3 separate regions of the Homo sapiens genome follow, and all the other regions are linked to region 2. A link is a contact called in ENCODE Hi-C or POLR2A ChIA-PET data. All regions are on one chromosome and are shown on one strand. The core of a region is the stretch at or near the end of the contact, and the rest is flanking DNA. Distances in the headings are between cores, read along the strand shown.

Evidence for each region. A loop is a pair of places that touch in the nucleus more often than their neighbours do. ChIA-PET counts read pairs that join two places held with the same protein, here RNA polymerase II (POLR2A). Pooled maps may share reads with other maps.
Region 1: a map of naive thymus-derived CD4-positive, alpha-beta T cell shows a loop between it and region 2 (12-fold over the local background). The contact joins the enhancer-like site here to the promoter of ORC4 in region 2. A Hi-C loop is called at or near these places in 2 of 168 maps with a recorded cell type or tissue (both naive thymus-derived CD4-positive, alpha-beta T cell), 2 of 37 single-sample maps with no recorded cell type and 10 of 50 pooled maps. POLR2A ChIA-PET finds 5 or more read pairs at or near these places in 1 of 52 experiments (activated CD4-positive, alpha-beta T cell).
Region 3: a loop to region 2 is called in a pooled map, with 11 times the contacts of the local background. The contact joins the enhancer-like site here to the promoter of ORC4 in region 2. A Hi-C loop is called at or near these places in 1 of 37 single-sample maps with no recorded cell type and 5 of 50 pooled maps. POLR2A ChIA-PET finds 5 or more read pairs at or near these places in 1 of 52 experiments (WTC11).

Annotation. Positions count from the first base shown.
Region 1 is chr2:147,296,391-147,299,700 of GRCh38, reverse strand. No RefSeq gene overlaps it. Among named protein-coding and RNA genes, the nearest start is that of LINC01911, 460 kb to the right of the region's middle. RefSeq lists an enhancer at 1,918-2,027. Within about 2 kb of position 1,745, at least 2 of the 41 ENCODE cell types and tissues checked have a DNase peak (open chromatin) inside an H3K27ac peak, as active enhancers do.
Region 2 is chr2:148,018,409-148,022,052 of GRCh38, reverse strand. It overlaps ORC4 (origin recognition complex subunit 4), which reads left to right and starts at 1,316. Exons shown (of 14, transcript NM_181741.4): 1 at 1,316-1,420. MBD5 (methyl-CpG binding domain protein 5) reads right to left here and starts at 962. Exons shown (of 14, transcript NM_001378120.1): 1 at 369-962. RefSeq lists enhancers at 795-894, 1,074-1,671 and a silencer at 1,245-1,404.
Region 3 is chr2:147,180,032-147,183,733 of GRCh38, reverse strand. No RefSeq gene overlaps it. Among named protein-coding and RNA genes, the nearest start is that of LINC01911, 340 kb to the right of the region's middle. RefSeq lists enhancers at 1,894-1,953, 1,984-2,033. Within about 2 kb of position 1,398, at least 2 of the 41 ENCODE cell types and tissues checked have a DNase peak (open chromatin) inside an H3K27ac peak, as active enhancers do.

The DNA of each region.
Region 1 (3,310 bases), core at 496-2,995, 720 kb after region 2:
GGTGGACACCTAATAGCTTAGCAGTCCTTTGAATATTTTGCTGTGCAAATCTTCTTGGACGAAGTATTTATTCCATGGAGAAGAACATTTGATCAAGAGCTGAGAGATACAGGTTTCTTTTCTAACCTGGCTCTAAGGCAAACTAGATGAGTAATTATTCATAAGTTCATTTTCTGTAAAATGTGACCAAGTACCCTGAGTTGCTAAAAAAAAAAAAAAAAAAAAAGCAAATGTTATAATAAACACTAAAGTACACTCTGAAGAAGCTCTACAGAGGAGGAGCTTGTCTTCCCTTTGTTTTGACATCTCCTTACATTCTTTTACTCTCCTAATCTCTTTCATTTCTGTTTCCCTTTTTTGGTCTCTCAAACCTCTGCCAGTTCTTCCAATCATGAGCCAAGAAGTAAACTTAGCAAAATATATTCTTCCATCATCACTGCCTCTCAACTGCCTGAAAGGGTCAAAAGTGATATGACAACAATGTGCTTTTGAACCTGCAAAGTTCTTTAAATAAAAGGCAAAATCCTAATATAATCCTACAGCATTGACATAGGAGAAAATTACTATAATTATGCAAATTAAAATAAGTCAACAAGTTTCAGAACACAATGCACGATAAGTAATGTTTTTAAAAATAACAGTAACTGAGCCTGGTCATTTGCACTTAATAATAGGCTCAGGAGGGAGCCTAGTGTCTGAGAAGAAACAGCCGTGGTAATAGATATATTGTGGTTTTGATAGGTTCTCTCCTGTAGTTTTATTTCTGTATTTGCTTTAGATTATAGAAAGCTCCCAGAGTGCCCTGCTATTGAAATTCCCATCATTCCCAGGGCTTTAATTAAGTCATTGGATTTGACAGAACTTGAATTGAGGAGGCCTACCACTATGTCAGTTTATGCCAGGGTGATATTATCAGGGCCCTGGCAACTATGTGCTCAGGCTTTAACTTACGTATGGAGCTGTCTCGCTGTGAAACATAAGGCACACATGCCTCCATGTGATTTTAAAAGGCATTGAATATGGTCTACTATGGCAGTAAGGTCTTCAAAAAATCCAGAAGACAGGATGATACAAAGTGGATATTTTGGCATCATGGAGCAATGAGCTTTGAAATCAGAAGCACCCAGCCTTAAATCTCATACCTACCATTCATTAGTGGGGTCATCTCAGGAAGTGATCCAAATTTTCAGAGCCATGAATTTCTGTTTTGAAAAATGAGAATAATCCCAGCTATCATGGGAGTAATGTGAAAGTTAAATGTTAAAAGGTCAATAAGCCCTGAGCCTAGCAGGTATGTGGTAGGAGTTTAATAAATATTATTTCCTTTTTATTCACCTAATTTGAAATTAATCATTGCTTGTAGGAGTAGTCTTCCATTTCTTTCCACCTGTGAATCTTTGAGATATAGGTGTTATTTCTTGGTTTTAGAACAAATTTGGCCCTGAGAGCCCAAGGTCAAGGTTGGCTAGGGTTGTAACCATTTTCATTTAATTTTAGAAACAAATAAAATGCCATTTGCAGCATGTTGGCATTGTGGCTTCCCTCTCATGGCTCCATCCATCCCACATATACCTCGCTGAATAACAGGTGTCAGTGTTTTACCCCAGCAAAGCTGGAAGCAGCTGTAGCAACGTGCTAGTAGAATGGCAAATGTTGATCATGTATAGTGATTTGCGGTTTTTCTCTTTCTTTATGAAGCCTCTTGATGCAAACCAGCACCCATTTCCAGAGAAACAGGAAACACACCCATTTCACAATGAGTAATAGAACTTACTTTAGTCCAAACCAAATCTAAGACTAAAGTTTGGGTATACAGAAAGTGTTTGATTTAGCACATGTTGTTCACAGCACAAGCACTTTAAGATCAAAAGTTTCATTTCTTTCATATGTGTTACTTTTTTCTATGCAAGCACAAGACTTTTCCATGTGTTTCATTATTGTTCGGGGAAAAAAAATTAACATGCTGGATCAATGGAAACATTTGTCTACTAATAAGAAAATTAGAAAAGGAGTGAATAGGTCAGGCCTAGTTGGGCTATACACCCTCTACAAAGCCAGCAGACAAAGTTGCTCCCTTTCAGCCCCTAAGAAGAGTATCCAACCTTGTTGAACATTAAGCTTCTTCCTAGTATTTATTCATCTGGATAGAGGTACAATATCCTGACAGGTTAGAGCCAGTCCTGGCCAAAATTGGGATATAGAAAAGCTTGATCCTCTCAGGGTACTTTTCTCACATTGTGGCTTTCCTTTCTTTTTCCTGGCTACCCGGTCATGGAATTCTCTCCTTAGCAGGACCTGGACTCCTATTTTTCCTCTATCTTCCTCCTCTTATAAAAGTCTGATATCCGTCGTCATCAATGTTAATGACTGCCAAACTTCTTCTAGAGATATTTATATATGAACAGAGATAATTCTTTGAACATATTTCCTAAAGTTGGATCTTAAGTAACAAATATATGTGAATAAAATGTTTTTGGGCAGAGACCCACCCTTTCTCCATTATTCAAATTATATCACATGAAATAATAAGATGCCACAGAAAAATGGGGACAGGAGCTAGTTCTTTTATGAACTTGCACTTAAATTGCGTCATGTTAAACTATGATGTATGTTCAGTTAAAAGATCATTAAAGTAGATCCTAAAGTGCATGATGTATTAGCTTATGGTAGAACAACACTCCCACTGAGAACAATAGAAAAATGGGACAAAATATAAAAAGGATGTATTTGAAGAATTTGGTGAACAGTTGAGGTAACTTAGGGGCCAAGTTACTAGAAAAGAAGGTAATTATTGAGAGATGAGTTGATATTTTGTGAGCTGCTTTCCTTCCAGAGATATTTATCATTCTTGGCCAGTGGAGAGAGTCTAAAAATCCTAGAGGGGTTTGCAGCTAAGAGGCAGAGAAGCCAGCAGAACTTCTGATAAATCCACAATGCAAAGAAAACAATTAAAGCTCAGGGTTATGAAGGCTCCTAGGACTTGAGAGACCAAGATGCTGGAGAGAGGGGAGATGCTCGAGGGGCCAAGATGCTAGAGATACCCAACCTTTACAGATCTTCCCTTGAGTTTTTGTGGAATTCTTAAGTTGGGCAGAGGAGGAAGTTAAGAAGCAAACCAGAAAGTCACACTCTGACAAGCGAGTGGGGCATCTTTGGGCACTCTCATGGAGATAAAGAGACAAATAATTGGAGTCATGACCTATTAAGCAGAAAGAGCTTACCAGTCTCTCAGTAAGGACTCCTGGAGGGTTCACATCGGAGGGGTGATCCAGAGTTGGATGAAGGTTTACCAAAATGTAGCCTAGCCATG
Region 2 (3,644 bases), core at 67-2,566:
TGAATTTTTTTTAAGTGACATCTAGAAAGTGTGCCTCTTTCTGTCTCTTTCCCTGGCGCCTCATTGGAGGAAGGAGGGGGTTGTTTTTGTATTCTCCCCCACTGGAGCAAGACACAATCAGATGTTAGATGGAGGAGAGAAACCACTTTTGACAACAGCAAATAAAAATAAAAGTGCCCTTCCTCCCCTGACAGGATGGGCACCCCACCTCACACACCCCTCCCTACTCCAACCCCTCCTTCACCCCCCCCAGCACCACCCCCTCCTCACCCCGGAGCTCCACTGCGTATGTGGTTTGGTGCTACTGTTGCCCCGGAGTGAAAGTCAGAGCCAGAGGAAGGCAATGAAGCCCCCACAGACACACTTACCTTTCCTGCCCCCCACTTTTGAGTGCCTTCCCTGGAGCTGTGGAGGATGACACAAAGGGTAATAAAGGGGGGGAGTGGAGGAGGAGGAGGCGAAGGAGGAGGAGGAGAGCTGGGGAAGTGGCTGCTCCTGGGTGTAGTGAGATGTCTCCAGCCAGGGCCAAGCAGCAGCAGTAGCAGCAGCAGCAGTAGCAGCAGCAGCAGCAACAGCAGCAGCAGCAGCAACAGCAGCAGCAAAGGGTCTGTGTTGCTAAGAGGCTTTTGGTTTCTTTCTCTCCTCCTCTCACGGCCAAAGAGGAGGAGGGTGGAGGGAGGGAGGCGAGTTGGAGGGGTGAGGGGGTAGGAGTCGTGGATGGGGGTTTTCGAAGAAGAAGAAACTCCTTCTCCTCTCTCAGGCTCAATCCCCCTCTCAGGGCTCAGGGCTGGAGGGTGGGGGAAGGAACTCAGCCGCCTTCCCCCCACCCCCCTGAATTCAAGGTTGAAGTGGGGTAGAATTAGTGTCCTGTCCCTTTAAAAATAGAAATAAAAGGTGCCCCCCCTCTGCCACTGCCTCTCTCTTCATCATCAGCTGCTGCTGCTGCTGGGGTCTCTCTGCTTGGGGGGGAGGGGGGGTTCGGGTAGAAGAGACGGGAGGCACTCACTGCGCATGTCCCTCTCTGACGGGTGGCTGGTTGGTTGAAGGCAGGAGGAGGGGGAGGGGAGGAAATGAGCTATTTTCCCAGAAGGCGTCGAGGCGCTAGCGACCCGGAAGACATTGTAGCGGGAGGTACAGGAGCGGGGGCGGGGAGGAGGAGGAAGTCGCTACGCTTTTAACACCCCCAGCTCCCTCCTCCTTCCTAAGGGAAAGTGGAGGAACGGAAGTGGGCGTGGACGGAGACGAAAGGAGGTCACGTGTTTGGGCGGGAGAGGGGCGGGGTGGGAGAGGTAGTGCGTGCGCGGGGCATGCCGGGAGTGGTTGTGTACGGTCCGCAGCGGCAGGTGAAGTCTAGCAGAGGACGCGGCCAGGCGATTCGGTGAAGCGATTCCTGCAGGCGTTGGTTCCCCTCTTTGACCTGGTAAATGCAGGCTTTTATGCGAGAGGTAATGGTGGGGGTAAACTTGCTGCAAACGAAGGCCAGGGGCGTCGGTGGCGCAAGGTGAATCGAAAGTGGGAGGATGGAAGGCTGTGGAGATTGGGAATTGGGAAGGGGGCAGGCTTGTATAGGCCGGGAAGGCCAGGACCAGGCGAGCTCCGTCTTGTGGCCACTCCCGCCCCGTGAGCTTGCCGAGGAATCCTTGACAAGTGCAGGGATCCTGAGTCTACCTCTGCATCGGGGTAGTAGGTGAGGAGCGTGACGGTCCGAGTGTAAGAGAGAAGGGAACTGTGAAGCCTCAGCAATTGACCCTCATGACTGCAGGACGGAGGACTTCTATCTAGGGACAGAGACAAGTCCTCTGTATGCATTTTGACCAGATGCATCACACGCGTTGCTCATATTGGATATTGCGCCCTTCATGCCTTACCTCTCAACCCTCCCTGGTATTCTGGAGTGGCTTTGGGGAAGGAGCAGGCAGGGAAGTCTTGAGTGGAGCTTCCCTCCATGTCTTGCGTTGTTGCTACAACACAAAGCCTTTGCTTTTTCTCGGAGAGGGATGTGGGATTGTGTAGTCCTTAATGTTGAGTTCTACGATTGATGAAGGAGAAGGGACGTGATCAAAGTTTCCCCTTATAGTGTAGATGAGAGTTTTAAAAGGACTGTTTTGTCAAGTTTCTTTGGTTACTATTCTTAGTTTTTGAGCCTTTGGTTTCCCAAATGCCAGCTGTTTTTGCTGAAAATAATGAATTTCTATCATAAAATTAGAATTAACTCAAAATATTTAAGAAAGGATTTATAAATTTACATTAGTAAAGCTTTTATAGTGAAACAGTGCTGGTTCTTTTTCATTGTTTTCATACAATCAATATAAAGCATCACAGTCTCAATATGTTTTGTAAAGATATTTTGAAGGAATATCATCTTTGTATGTTTTTTAAAAACCAAGAATCTAAAATTCTTCGTATTTATTATGTTGGTACTTAATTCTGTTGGGTGGGTTCTTTTTGTTTGTTTTTTGTTTTGAGACGGAGTCTCGCTCTGTCTCCCAGACGAGTGCAGTGGCGCGATCTCGGCTCACTGCAACCTCTGTCTCCTGGGTTCAAGCAGTTCTCCTGCCTCACCCTCCCGAGTAGCTGAAACTACAGGCATGTGCCACCACGCCTGGCTAATTTTTTTGTGTTTTCAGTAGGGACGGGGTTTCACCATGTTGGTCAGGCTGGTCTCGATCTCTTGACCTCAAATGATCCTCCCGCCTCGGCCTCCCAAAGTGCTGGGATTACAGGCGTGAGCCACCGCGCCCGGCCGGTGTAGGTTCTTTAGGTGTACACTATCAGTTAAAGTTACTAATTTTCCACGTTTTGCTTTCTGTAAGTTTGGGCAGTGGACCCCGTTTATGCATCATTGCTTAGCCCTTAGTATCTTCTGTATTGTGTACGGTAATCATGTCCGATGGAATCAAAACTAGACTCCTGTGCTTTAAAATTTTCTTTGTAGTGTAACCAATTGTCTGTCTTTATAGTGTAACCAATTGTCTGCCACTTTGTAATGAAAAAAAAAAATACCAGCAAGGCAGTTAATGTGCCTTAGCTACAATTTTAAATATTTTGTGTCTTTTTCCATACATTTAGTATTTAAGCATACAAACATCGATACATAGTATAATGAAAAACTATAAAGTGTGAACTCTATGTAAGCGCTGCCACAGTCAAGAACTAGAACGTCTGTGGCACCTGAGAAGCTCCCCTCTCCATTCTATTCCTGATCATCCCTTTCCTCAATTCTTTTCAGTGGTTAACACTATACTGATTTTTATGGCAATCATTTACTGCTTTCTTTCTTAGTATTTCTTAACCACCTATGTCAGCATTCCTAAGCAATTTAGGTTCGTTTTGCCTGTTTCTTAATTGTATGTAAGTGGATTATATATTACATATCATTATGTATCTTTTTCTCTCATGCAGCTGGGATATAACTCTATTAGTACATTTAGCTCTAGTTCTTATATTGGATTGTAGTAATCTATAGTATAATAAGTATAGTATAAAAAGTCTTAATGGAAATGAGCCACAGTTTAGTCTAATATTAATAAACATTTGGATTGTGTTCCGTTTTTAGTAGTTATGAACAATGCTATTATGAATGTTCTTGTACATGTATTCTTAATGTACATTACCATGGGTTTTTGTAGAGTACGTATGTTTAT
Region 3 (3,702 bases), core at 149-2,648, 840 kb after region 2:
CTCTTGCTGTGTTTTTCAGTTCCATCAGGTCATTTATGTTCTTCTCTGAGCTGGTTATTCTAGTTAGTTCCTGTAACCTTTTATCAAGGTTCTTAGCTTCCTTGCCTTGGGTTAGAACGTGGTCCTTTAGCTTGGAGGAGTTTGTTATTACGCACCTTCTGAAGCTACTTCTGTCAATTCATCAAACTCATTCTCCTTCCAGTTTTGTTCCCTTGCTGGCAAGGAGTTGTGATCCTTTGGAGGAGAAGAGGCATTCTGGTTTTGGGAATTTTCAGCCTTTTTGCTCTGTTTTTTCCTCATCTTCATGGATTTCTCTACCTTTGGTCTTTGCTATTGGTGACCTTCGGATGGGGTTTTTGTGTGGTCATCCTTTTTTTTGATATTGATGCTATTGGTTTCTGTTTGTTAGTTTTCCTTCTAACAGTCAGGCCCCTCTTCTGTAGGTCTGCTGGAGTTTGCTGGAGGTCCACTCCAGACCTTGTTTGCCTGGGTATCACTAGCAGAGGCTAAAGAACAGAAAAGATTGCTGCCTGCTCCTTCCTCTGGAAGCTTCATCCCAGAGGGGCACCCACCAGATGCCAGCCAGAGCTCTCCTGCATGAGGTGTCTGTTAACTCAGAGCTGGCAGGCAGAACTGTTTAAGTCTGCAGAAGCTGCCCCCAGAGCTACCCCTTCCCCCAGGTGCTCTGTCCCAGGGAGATGGGAGTTTTATCTATAAGCCCCTGACTGGGGCTGCTGCCTTTCTTTCAAAGATGCCCTGCCCAGAGAGGAGGAATCTAGAGAGGCAGTCTGGCTACAGTGGCTTTGCAACACTGTGGTGGGTTCTGCCTGGTCCAAACTTCCCAGCAGCTTTGTTTACACTGTGAAGGGAAAACTGCCTACTCAAGCCTCAGTAATGGTGAACACCCTTCCCCCGACCAAGCTCAGGCATCCCAGGTTGGCTTCAGACTGCTGAACTGGCAGTGAGAATTTCAATACGGTGGATCTTAACTTGTTGGGCTCCATTGGGGTGGGATCAGCTGAGCAAGACCACTTGGCTCCCTGGCTTCAGCCCTCTTTCCAGGGGAGTGAATGGTTCTGTCTTGCTCGCATTCCAGGCCCCACTGGGGTGCAAAAAAAAAATTTCTGCAACTAGCTCACTGTCTGCTCAAATGGCCACCCTGTTTTGTGCCTGAAACCCAGGGCCCTGGTGGTGTAGGCACCTGAGGGAATTTCCTGGTCTGTGGGTTGCAAAAAAAAGCATAGTATCTGGGCCAGAGTGCACCATTCATCATGGCACAGTTCCTCACGGCTTCCCTTGGCTAGGGGAGGGAGTTCCCCAACCTCTTGCACTTCCTGGGTGAGGCAATGACTCACCCTGCTTCTGCTTGCCCTCTGTGGGCTGCACCCACTGTCTAACCAGTCCCAATGAGATGAACCGGGTACCTAGGTTGGAAATGCAGAAATCACCCGCCTTTTGCATTGGTCTTGCTGGGAGCTGCAGACCAGAGCTCTTCCTGTTTGGCCATCTTGCCTGGGAATCCTTTTTACCTGTTTTAATGCAGTTCTATTGGCTTAGTGCTAGCCTGGACTGCCACAACCTCTTACCTGGTTTCTTGTTTTCTCACAAAGGCAATTTGGTCTACTGACAACAATATACTTATTATTGTTAAGTCAGTGTTTTCAGGGGGAAAGGGGGCCGAGGGCCTCCTATTCTTCTATCTTGTTGACATTGGTTTTCCTAAGTTTTGTGGTTTTAATCTTCCCTAGTCCATTAGCTCTCTCCTCAGTATCATGGTAATCTTAAAAACCAACAGCCTTGCAATCACTATAGTCATGAAAAACAGCAACCTAATAGTCATGGGAAAGGACAGAATGAGTCTGGGCTACCCAAAGTTTTCATTCCCAGATAATTTTCATTATTTGACATGTAGGGGAGTTCCCTGGAAACCACCACTTGCAGAATTTGTCTTTATTTGCATTGCTTCAGGGCTTACTCAATCAGACAGCTTTTCCTCAGGAGCATTTTATCAATAAAATCAATGTCAATTGTTTAACATGTAAGCTGCAGAAGGTGGCAATAATAGTTGGGACAAACAGGAAGCAGATCAAAAAACATAAAAGAAAAGGCTGGGGAATGAGATGCCCATAGGAGGCTTTGAGAAACTAGAACACGTTTCTGAGAACTTAGAAGGAAACATACAGGTGTAGGCTTGTGCACATGTCCAGGAAAGCCCCTATTCTCTTACATCTGGTTGATGTTGAGGCTTTGTATAAATAGGAAGTGAAGACTAAGGAAGATGTATAAACTATCTGCTGGAACACTGAAGTTGCCTCAACACAAACACGAAGAGCTCTTCAGTAAAGATTGGGAGACTTACTGGTTTAAGTCATTTAAGAATCTTTCTATTCAATCACAGCAGATCATTAAGCTATGAAAGAGACTTCAGTGGCCACATACAATAAAGGTTATAGACTTTAAGTAATTAGTTCAATAATGTCATTTAGCAAACAAACATCAGCAACAGCAGCATAAAAAACAATAATTGCAGCAACAACAAACTGTATCAATACAAAAATCCTGGATGACTTGGCTGAATTTCCAGAGCTGGTATGTTATTACTGAGATAGCCAAATATAAAGGGGTCCCCGGAGACCCTCCAACCAGCCTGTGCTCTGGGAGGAGTGCAGACTGGGGTGGAGTCTCAGCAAGTTTGCACCATTTGCAGGGTGGAGAAGCCTAGCCCCTCCTGTTTCTCGATGGTAACATGGGATTCAATCTGTGAGATGGGGACCTGGTAACAGGACCCTCTCTCACTTTGCTGACTTTTTTTTTCCTTTCTGCCCAATAAGTTCCATTTTTCTCACCCTTTTATGTGTCTATGAGCCTGGTCATGTGACAAGGAACCCGTTTTTAGCTGAACTAAGGAGAAAGTTCTACAACATTACTATTTATAATGTCCAATTTTCAAAAAAAAAAAAAATCTGAAGCATATAAGGAAGAGGAAAGCATGGCCCATAAACAGAAAAAACAGTCAATAGAAAATTCCCCTGAGGAAGCTTAAACATTGGACTAAGTAGAAAAATAATTTAAAGTAACTATTTAAATATGTTCAAAGAACTAAAGAAAACCATTGCTAAATAGCTAAAGGAAAGTATAAGATAGTGTCTTATCAAATAGAGAATATCATTTAAAAAGTAGAAATTATTTTAAAAACAGCAATTCTGAGTAAAATAGTAATACGATAAGTGAAAGAAAAGTAGAGCCATTGGAAGGGCTCAACAGTGATTAGAACTGGAAAATTTCCAAAATTTGATGAAAAAAACAATCTACACATCCAAGGAGCTCAACAAACTCTAAGTAGGATAATTCAAAGACTCTTCACTAAGACACATTGTAATCAAACTGCCAAAAGACAGAGACAAACAGGGACTCCTGAAAGCAGCAAGAGAGAAGTGGCTTATCGCATACAAGGGACTCTCAATGATGACGGAGAATTTCTCATGAGAAATTGTAAAAACCAGGAGGCAGTAGAATGATATATCTAGGATGCTAAAAGAAAAAAGAGTGGTGGGCAGCAAAACTATCCAGCAAATTTAGAAGTTAAAAAACTATAAAAAAAAATTTGACTAGGCGTGGTAGCTCATGCCTGTAATTAATCCCAGCACTTTGGGAGGCCTAGGCAGGCAGATCATGAGGTCAGGAGATCGAGACCATCCTGGC